2 separate regions of the Homo sapiens genome follow, and region 1 is linked to region 2. A link is a contact called in ENCODE Hi-C or POLR2A ChIA-PET data. All regions are on one chromosome and are shown on one strand. The core of a region is the stretch at or near the end of the contact, and the rest is flanking DNA. Distances in the headings are between cores, read along the strand shown.

The links. Hi-C counts contacts between places; a loop is a spot of excess contacts on that map. ChIA-PET counts read pairs that join two places held with the same protein, here RNA polymerase II (POLR2A). Pooled maps may share reads with other maps.
Region 1: a loop to region 2 is called in a pooled map, with 14 times the contacts of the local background. The contact joins the promoter of PDIA6 here to the enhancer-like site in region 2. A Hi-C loop is called at or near these places in 1 of 168 maps with a recorded cell type or tissue (ascending aorta), 2 of 37 single-sample maps with no recorded cell type and 11 of 50 pooled maps. POLR2A ChIA-PET finds 5 or more read pairs at or near these places in 1 of 52 experiments (B cell).

The regions. Positions count from the first base shown.
Region 1 is chr2:10,811,384-10,816,529 of GRCh38, reverse strand. PDIA6 (protein disulfide isomerase family A member 6) reads left to right here and starts at 3,745. Exons shown (of 13, transcript NM_005742.4): 1 at 3,745-3,852. The coding sequence starts at 3,834. It also overlaps the pseudogene RNU7-176P. RefSeq lists a silencer at 3,443-4,192 and an enhancer at 4,683-4,742.
Region 2 is chr2:10,411,893-10,416,986 of GRCh38, reverse strand. All of the region lies in intron 2 of HPCAL1 (hippocalcin like 1), which reads right to left. LOC124905972 (a long non-coding RNA gene) reads left to right here. Exons shown (of 3, transcript XR_007086211.1): 1 at 1-4,991. Among named protein-coding and RNA genes, the nearest start is that of SNORA80B, 32 kb to the left of the region's middle. Within about 2 kb of position 2,971, at least 7 of the 41 ENCODE cell types and tissues checked have a DNase peak (open chromatin) inside an H3K27ac peak, as active enhancers do.

The DNA.
Region 1 (5,146 bases), core at 2,496-4,995, 400 kb before region 2:
AAAGAAAGCACAAAAAGGGCATGAAAATGTTGCAAATGAATAGAGGCTGAAGAGACAAGATAATTTAACCCAACACCTGACTCTAGGCTGGAGCCTGTAAAAAAGAGAGGAAAATGGTGTTTTGAAAAAAAAAAAAATGATACAGGCCGGGCATGGTGGCCCACGCCTATAATCCCAGCACTTTGGGAGGTCGAGACGGGTGGATCACCCTGAGGCTGGGAGTTCGAGACCAGCCTCTCCAACATGATGAAAACCCTCTCTACTAAAAAAATTTTAAAAATTAGCCGGACATGGTGGTGGGTGCCTGTAATCCCAGCTACTTGGGAGGCTGAGGCAGGAGAATAGCTTGAACCCGGGAGGCAAAGGTTGCAGTGAGCCCAGATTGCACCACTGCACTCCAGCCTGGGCAACAAGAGTGAAACTCCATCTCAAAAAAAAAAAAAAAAAAAAAAGACAAATGATTTCTCTTATATGAAGTACCTATATTAGCCAAATTCATAAAGAAAGAAAGTTGAATAGAGGTGACCAGGGCTGGGGACAGCAGGGAAGGGGGAGTTACTGCTTAATGGGTACAGAGGTTCTGTTTAAGGTGACAAAAAAGGTCTAGAGATGATTAGTGGGGATGGTTCTACAACATTGTGAATGTATTTAATGCCACTCAATTGTACACTTAAAAATGGATGCTGACCAGGCGCAGTAGCTCATGCCTGTAATCTCGGCACCTTGGGAGGCCGAGGCAGGCGGATCACATGAGGTCAGGAGTTCGAGACCAGCCTGGCCAATGTGGTGAAACCCCGTCTCTACTAAAAATACAAAATTAGCTGGGCAATGGTGATGTGCACCTGTAGTCCCAGCTACTCGGGAGGCTGAAGCAGGAGAATCGCTTGAGCCCAAGAGGTGGAGGTTGCAGTGAGCCGAGATTGCGCCACTGCACTCCAGCCTGGGCAACAGAGCAAGACTGTCTCAAAAAAAAAAGTAAAAGGGGGTGTTACAGCTTATTTAGAATTTGTCTAGCAGATTTTCCAGCTTTTACTGGAAGCCCCCTCACCCCCAAAAATGTGTGAAATGGAAAACTGCATGTATATTTTACCACAGTGAAGAAACAAAAAAAAGAAGTTATTCCTCTGGGCTCCACTGTACCAGGGGCTTCTCTTTGTCAGAGCATGAGGAATACCGCAGTGTAACGTGCCTCTCTGTTGGCTGTGTGCTCCCTGGGGCCAGTGACTGTGCCTGAGACAGTTGCTCGTATAATTAGGTTGTTAATGTGCATTTGGTTTTAATGAAAAAAGAAATGAGCAACACGCCCTGGTGCATTTCCGGAAGCCTGTGCATTTCCAGAAGGCTGTGCATTTCCAGAAGCCTGTGCATTTCCGGAGGCCTGTGCATTTCCAGAAGCCTGTGCATTTCCAGAAGCCTGTGCATTTCCAGAAGCCTGTGCATTTCCCGAAGCCTGTGCCTGTACAGTGGGCTTCACAGGGGTGTGTGCCTCGTGCAGCTGCGCATTCAGCCCACGGTCCAGAGCAGCCAGTGACCTGGGATATTTAGCAGGGAGTTATGATCTGGCCTCTGTTTTCTCCACGAGGATCAGCCCTGAGGCCAACTGGGACAGAGACCACACAGCACACAAAGGGCACTGGCAGTGTGGGCCACCGCAGTTCGAGGGTTCTGTTCCAAGCAGGATTGCTACCCAAACACAGCAGGCCTGGAGAGGCTGCGATCAACTCACAACCCTGAGAAAACAAACTCGATCGTGAGTGCGTTGTGGAAGCTGTGATGTCTGTGGCCCATGGGGACAAAGTTAACTGTCTTAATGTAAAGACAAATGAAGGGGCCCTCTTCTGGTAAGAGAATTAAATTCCTCCATCCAGGGAGGAAAAGCATGACTTTCCAGGCTGAGAGGAAAAGGAAGGACTTCGCTGTAATCCAGTCAGCAACAGCAGCAAATTTAAGGGGGGAAATGTGTCAAATGCAGGAAAGGGGTCAGAAAAACAAACAGCATTCATTGCCCCTCAGGCGCCCTTCAGGGAAAGCAGACAGGCCTGGAGGAACAGGCTCGCAGTCCACTGCCCTTTGCTGTGAATCCCAAACAGCCCTGCGATCACCGGTTGGGCTTCCCACGCACCTTCACATTCAGGAGGAGCTGCCCGGGGTACCAAGCTGAGGATTTCTGTCCCGGGACAAGCAGCCTCCCTGGGGAAAATCAATGCTGGCATGTGGCTTCCAGGAGAGGCCCCCGTGACTTCAGAGGGCTGCTGTGCCTCTGAGTTCAGTTTGCCTGAAAAATCTTCCAAACGCAGCTCTAGTGCCACTTCCTCCAGGAAGCCCACCAGCCGGCCCCCACCACTCCTGGACCCCTGCCTAAGAATACTTATGCCTTACACACTACAATATGGAGAAATTACTAATACAAAAACAAAATGTCCGAGTCCACTCCAAACATAGGAGGGAGAATCAAGGCGGAAAGATACAGTGGTCTTAACTTGTGCTTGAAAGATTTTACTTTTAGGTCGGGCGTGGTGGCTCACAACTGTAATCCTAGCATTTTGGGAGGCCGAAGCAGGCGGATCACCTGAGGTCGGGAGTTCGAGACCAGCCTGGCCAATATGGAGAAACCCTGTCTCTGCTAAAAATACAAAAATTAGCCGGGCGTGGTGACATGCACCTGTCATCCCAGCTTCTCGGGAAGCTGAGGCAAGAGAAACCCTGTCTCTGCTAAAAATACAAAAATTAGCCGGGCGTGGTGACATGCACCTGTCATCCCAGCTTCTCGGGAAGCTGAGGCAAGAGAATCGCTTGAACCCGGGAGGCAGAGGTTGCAGTGAGCCAAGACCCCGCCTTTGCACTCCAGCCTGGGCAACAAGGGCAAAACTCCATCTCAAAAAAAAGCAAAAAAATTTTTACTTTTGCCGGGCGTGGTGGCCCATGCCTGTGATCCCAGCACTTTGGGAGGCCGAGGCAGGAGGCTCACTGCAGCCCAGGAGTTCAAGGCTGCAGTGAACTGTATCATGCCACTGCTCGCCAGCCTGCCCCACAAACATATTTTTTTTCACTTTTGCATATTTTACAAAGCACACACCCACGTGAGCGCATTGCCAGCCCCCTCGCCCCCCAGGACAAAGTGGAGACCCTGTCAGCGAGGAGGCTACCGCTTAAGTCCCTGGGGTTCTCCAGAGAAGGAGGAGAAGGCTCTGCAGAGCCATGCGCCCTGGACGGAAGAACTTTCAAAAGTAATTCAACAAAATAGAAACTTGTCGAATTACATTGCAGACAGCGCGTGCGGAGCAAATGTGTGTCCACGGAATATTCGTCGGGCACAAGAGGAATTCCCTGTCAGCTCCCAGGACCGTGGGTGCCCTGAGGCCGAGTCACGCTCCCCCGGGATAAAGAGGGTGGGGGCGCACACAGGCAAGGAGGAGGCGGGGTGGGGGGGTGCAGAATAAGGAACTAAGGTAAAAACGCCCAGTACTGGACTCCCCTCCGAGCAGCACCCCGAGAGGGCCCGGAGGAGCTGAGGCGGTGCGAGCCGAGACTGCCAGCCCCGCCCCCAGCAGGCCCCGCCTTCCGCTGCTCGCCACCGCCCCCGTGAAAAAAAACCAAACCGGTAACCTCTACCCGGCCGCCTCCCATTGGATATGTGAGTGAGCGATGTCCGCCCGGACCAATGAGCCGCAGCCACGGCTTGGCGAGCGCCTTCCGGCCCGCCCCCGCGCGGCCGCCCCTCGGACCACCGGACTGGCCTGGGGCGGGACGTGGGCGCGGGGGCGCGGCGTGCGGCACGCTGCAGGGCTGAAGCGGCGGCGGCGGTGGGGACTGCACGTAGCCCGGCGCTCGGCATGGCTCTCCTGGTGCTCGGTAGGTGCGGGCCAGCGGAGGGAGGCGGGCGAGCTGGGGTCGGCCTGAAAGGTTTCGAATCTCTAGGCCGTTCCCCGGCGGGCCGCGGCCGCAGGCGGCCGGAAGTGGGCCTGGCGGGCGGGAGGCGCGGGCCTCGGCGTCCGGAGGAGCTGCTAGGTTGCCCCGGCGGAGGTGCGGGTGCGCGGGAGACTCGGGCGCCCGTGGGGAGGGGCTTCCGCAGCCGCGGGGGGCGGGAGCCTCGTGCGCTGGAGCCGGGCGCGGGGTCCAGGGCCGGGCGGGAGAGCCGCGGAGCCCAGCCCCGGCCGGATCCCGGGGAGGGGGTCTGTATTCCCGGAGAGTCGCAGGGGAGCTTGTTCCGGGCTCTTCTCGAACTCGTGCGTGGGGACGGAGGTTGGCGGGCGTCCTGCACTGCTGCTTGTTTCTGCCACCTGCTTTATGCAGCTCCTACTTTTAAAAACTGAAATGTTAAGCCGGGCGCGGTGGCTCACACCTGTAATCCCAGCACTTTGGAAGGCCGAAGCGGGTGGATCATCTGAGGTCAGGAGTTCGAGACCAGCCTGACCAACATGGCGAAACCCCGTCTCTACTAAAAATACAAAATTAGTCGGGCGTGGTGTCGCGCGCCAGTGATCCCAGCTACTCAGAAGGCTGAGGCAGGAGAATCTCCTGAACCCCCAGGAGGCGGAGGTTGCAGTGAGCCGAGATCGCGCCACTCCAGCCTGGGCAACAAGAGTGAAACTCTGTCTCAGAAACGAAAAACTGAAATGTTAAATCTCAGTCCTGAAATAAGGACCCATAGTTCCCTTAGAAAGGGACAGTGCCTTCCAAAAGCTGGGCTTAAGACGCAGGGGCGCTTCGCATGTGATCGGACTCCTTAAAAACGAAATGGAACGCGGCGTCTTAGGAATTCTGTAAATGTCTGCTTCTTAGTGGGCGAGGCCGAGGGTCCTGTCCTTGCCGGGCTCGCCTTGGTCACAGCCTTGGCTCTGACAGTCCTTAACCTCGGCTCTGGCCTCAGACCACCTTCCCCCTATTTACTGGCTCTGTGACTTGGAGCAAGTTACTTAACCACTCTGTGCCAGTGCCTTTTCAACGGTGTTCACCATTTTAGGGACTGATAATAGTACTCCCTTAGGGTTGTCCTGAGGATTAATGAGTTAGTACATGTCTTTCTGTTTTTTGAGACACGGTCTTGCTCTGTCTCCTAGGCTGGAGTGCAGGGTTTCCATCATAGTTCACTGCAGCCTGGAACTCCTGGTCTCAAGGGATCCAGGCACATGCCACCACACCTGGC
Region 2 (5,094 bases), core at 1,722-4,221:
AACTGCAGTTTGCCCCAGACGAGGACAAGCATGGCCCCTGTTTCATGGAGGAGTTGAGGAATCACATCAGACTCAGAACAATGTGCAGATAGGGGACCCCTGCACCCCCTGCCTCCATCATCCAGAAATATGACCCACCCTGGGGCTTGGGGATGACGCCTGCCAGCATGCTCTAAAGGGCTCAAAAAAGTCCTGGTTCTAACATGCAGCTAGTTCACTTTAGAAACTCAATTAATTCACAAGAGGAAATGGCCATAGAGATTTCTACATGGAAAAAAAAAAAAAGGGAATGTAAAATCAGAAGATCACTACTACCAAAATACCTGACAGAAGAGAAAAAACAACAAAGATGCTACTGAGGTTTTTGGTTTGTTTGTAGAGATAGGGATCTTGCTATGTTGCCCAGGTTGCTCGAACTCCTGGCCCCAAAGTGATCCTCCCACTTTGGCCTCCCAGAGTGCCTGACAAGACTGCTATCCTGTTGGAAGAGCTCTGGACCTGGCTTGGAGATGTGGGCTCCCTCTGGATTCTGCTGTCACTGACAGCTCTCGGGTCTCACCCAGGTGAGCTCTGGACTCCTTCCTGTGTTGCCTTGGCGGATCCCAGACAGCTCTGTGCCCAGAAAGCCCCCCTCCGGCTGTCAGGGCTGTGTCCCCCAGAACTGCACAGTGCCCAGGGCATCGCTCACTGGGGCAGTTCCACTTCCTAGGCCCAGATGCATGGGTTGAATCATGGCCCGCCTAAAAGATGTTGAAGTCCTAACTCCCAGTATCTGTGAATGTGAATTAGGGTCTTTGCAAGGACCTATTTGCAAAGGTAGCCTGAGGACCTGAGGTTACCTTGACTGCCGCTAAGCCCTGAGGTGGTGGGAACCCTCCTGACCACTGAGTTTGAGGGCCTGGGCCATTGTGAAGGACCAGCCTTGCGTGGCACCTGAGGGAGAACCCACAGATGGACGGCAGAAGGACAGGTAGAGGATGGATGCCCAGCCTGAGGCCCTGCAGCACCCGTGGTGGCTCCTCCTGTGCTTTCTGCCCTGGCCCTCGGGTTGCTGTGTGGGGCCACTGAGTCAGCAAAGACGTACACACGCAGAGCCCATGGAGCTCGCTAGGTGTTCACATGTCACTTCCACAAACAAGTCCTGGGTGGCACCAAGCCAGGCTCCGGGGCACAGGGGAAAGGCATTGAGTGTGGGCTCAGAGCCAGTTCCACCCACCCCTGCTCGGGGGACCTTGGGGAGGTGGTCAACTTCCTGGAGCTCTGGACTCCCCCCGAATAACAGGGATGGCAGGGTGGTCGTGATGATCAAGAGGAGGCCTGGGGCACCCGACCAAACCGCATGTGGCTCCTTCACCATGCGGAAGCTTTTCCAGAACTTCCTGTGTGTCAGAGGGAGTGTGGGCAGTGAACAAAACCCATACGGTCCTTGCCTCGGGGGCCGACACCACACGGGGAGCACGGGGGTGAGAAGGAGAGGGGAGATGGCTCATAGGCGGGGCATGGATCTGTGGATGGCTGCCCCAGAGAACCCCCAAACTGATAGAACATGGCAAGTGTCCTAGGAGCGCTTATGAGGATGAGGAATAACTGGTTTTATGGGAAGGGAGGGATGGGGGTGCGGGGCACCTGGGAGGTTGAGCTAAGCTGTGGAGTAGGGAATGACCTCCCAGCCCCTCCAGCTCCCGCAGTCAGGCCAGTGAGTGGCAAAACAAGCAGCTGCAGCAGGTTGCCTGAGGCTCCCAGGCAGCGTGAGGCACACCCAGCCCAGGGCCGGCCCTCCATGCGGCCTGGGGCAGAAGTCCCACCTCTCCAAGTCTGCAGAACCAGGCAGGGGTTGACCCACCGGGCTGTCCCACTCTGCGCTATGTCCCTCAGAGCACTGAGACTCAAGCTGGGGCACCCCCAAACCCTGCACATCTCCACTTGGTCATTCCTAGGCTTCAAAAGGGCCCATTTTCCCATCCCTTCGTCAGCTCAGCTGCTCTCAAGGCTTTCTATTGTCCACACTCCTCTCAAACTGTGGCGTTCTTGCAGCCAGCATCTGGAGGGGAAAGCAGGGTTTGTCTTAGGTGTCTCTAGTTCAGCCTCCCGTCTGCCGCTGTAACAGCAGCAGCGCACGTGCAGAATGGACCAGTACGTGAGAAGGCTGTGTTCTGCACCTGCTTGTCCTCATTCCTCACTCCTTTCAGCTGAAAGGTGATGACGTTCCTCCTGGCAGCATGTCCGTGTGTGGTTTAAGGGGATGGCATCGTACTCCTCTCTGGCACGTGGCCAGAGAGAACCAGCTGTGAGCAGAATGAGACAGCTGCTGCTATGGCCTCAACTGTGCTTCCCCCAAATTCCCATGTTAAAGTCCTAACCCCAGGTCCCTCAGAATGGGACTGTACTTGGAAACACAGTCTTTAAAGAGGTCATTAGGTTAAAATGAGGTCACCAGGGTGGGCCCTAATCCAATATGACTGGTGTCCTTATAAGAAGAGGAGATGAGGACACAGACACACAGGGGAAACCGTGTGAAGGCACAGCAAAATGACAGCCATCTGCAATTCTAGGAGAGGGGCCTCTGGAGGAAACAACCCTGCCAACACCCAACCCTGCCAACACCCAACCCTGCCAACACCTTGGACTTCTGGCCTCCAGACCGTGAGAAAACAGAGTTCTGTAGTTTAAGTGCCCAGTCTGCAGTCCCGTGTTACAGTAGCACAGCAGCCACCCTTGGGGAACTGACCTACAGCTGACAAACATGTGTTATCGGTGTCTCTGGGGCAGGAGTGATGCCAGGTACGTTACACCTGCTCTCAGCAGGGACAGCCAGAAGCAGCAACCATGGCCTGTGGGGCCCATTTTGTCAGATACTTTACCTATTAGTCACGCTTCACCACAAGTAAACCAACCCTGGGAGAGCCCCGGAACCTCTGAGAGGCAAAGCCAGGGCTTGGACCCAGGCGGTCTGGCCTCCTCCCCAGGCCTTGCATGGGCAGCAGAGGGGAGGCTGGCCCAGGCAAGGGCGACATGGTGATGGACACATTGTTGGCTAGTGGCAGGCCCTTTCTGCCTGATTTGCACCCCTGCATTTTTCATTATCAAAATGAGCCACCTTCTGTGAAGTTCTAGGCCCTGGGAGTTGAGGATCACTGCCTTAAGAATCCACTCACCTCAGTGAAAACCAAATCACCTCTCAGAACGAAGGGAGAAATTTATCCCAGGATGGATCGGTGATTTATGTTCTTACCGATCCCATTGGAATGCCAAACTCATAACACTTATCTGCCTGAAATCACAGATGCGTATAGAAAGGGAGGTACCAGATTAGGGGCAGTGCCAAACCCAGTGAGCACACCGCTAGAAGGTAACAGGCGGAGTGCATCATGGTCTGCTGGGGAGAAGCTCCCTGCATTCCCAGCACCTTCCTGCGTGTGCCAGAGGGCAGACGTGTGCGCCTGCGGCCTCCTGCCTCACTCAGCACCTCCTCTGGAAGGGCTTCCTACCCTTCACCCTCTCCCAGGTGACCCAGCTGGGCCTGGCACAAGGTGGGTGTCTGTGTTGGGTGAATGGACACTCTTGCTGTGGTTGCAGTTGCTGTGTATACACACATGCACAAGAACCTGCTTTAAGGTTTGGCTAACTCCAGAGGCAGGGAGGTTTGGACAAAGCTGGTATTCCAGTGTGACCCACTTTCGGAATGCAAGGGAGAGAATTCAAGCCTCACAGAGAGGAGTGACACCAGCCAGGAGCCTCTGAGCTGTGTCCCAGGAGCCCCAGGGACCTTCCTAAGGCTTTGGGGGTCCACAGGATGGGCAGGGGAGGAGGAAGGACTCTGGGCCTCCAGGCCCAGCACAGACCAGAGCAGCAACCCTCTGATCTGTTTCTGCATCTGTTCTCTTTCAAAGAAAGGATTCTGCTGATGCAAACAAAGTCTGATGCCAAGACCTGCTCATCCTAAGGTTCCAGGTCTAGCAGCATAAACACAACAGAAGAATGTGGAGGCAGAAGAGTGTAGGGACCCAAAAATAGTACAATACCTTTGCCGCTTCCTTTTGAAAAAATCCCCACCCCAACAAGGAGAACAAGAAAAAGAAAAGAAAGACTGTGCCTATGACCTTGATCACATCCACAAGCCCCAACACATATCAGTGGGAAGTGGGCAGGGAGATGGCAAACAGCTGAACAGGGAGGGGGGCCAGGAAGGAGAAACAGGGCAACTGGGGCCCCAAAATTCCAGAAGGCTCAGGGATAGGGTATCCCCAGAGCCTCAGGAGGTGTGGGAGGCAGAGTCTGAAGGAATGTGCAAGAATAGAGCCTGTGCCGAGACCATGTGCTCTTCTTACTCTATTGCCTTTTCTTCCAGGGCACACAGCCGGACTACATTTCCCAGCCTCCCTTGCAGCTAGGTGGTACCATGTGACTACACTCTGGCCAATGGGATGTGGCCAGAGTGATGACCACACTTCTGGCCTGAGCCTCCATAACTGTCAGGGCAGCCCTTGCTGCACACGCCCTTTCCTGCCCTTTCTTGCTGGGCACCTGGAAGCAGACTATCCAGGGGAGGACTTGGAGGCCCCAGAGGGCATAGACCCTAAAGCATTTCTCAACCAGGCTTTCTCATCTGAACCACAGCCTGCAGTCAATGACTGGTGTGCCCATTTCCCCAACCAGTCATGTACCTAAGGATGGTGTGTAACTGGTTTCATTCCAGGTATGCAGGAGGAAAGTCGTTCCCTGCACACCATGATGCCTTTGCTGTGAGTCCTTGATTCCCTCCTGGAACCCCGGCTGAGAAAGGCTGTGAGACGAAAGACCTTCTAAAAAGAAGAAACTTAAGTCCTTGCGTGACTGCGTGGAATAGAGCCTTCGTCTCCTGCGGTGACATCCCACTGCAACACATCAGGAAACACCACTTCACTGGGCCAAGCAAAGGTTGGCACTTGCTTCTTACAGCAATTAGCCACCCCTGACCAACATGGAACCCTGTACTGCGACTCAGCGGTCAGGTAACCACCCCCACCCCAGCCCCATCTCCAAAGCTTGGGGGAGGAATCTTCTCTGGAAAGACACTGGACAGGAGAACAACAGGCCCAGAGGAAGGCTGGTGAG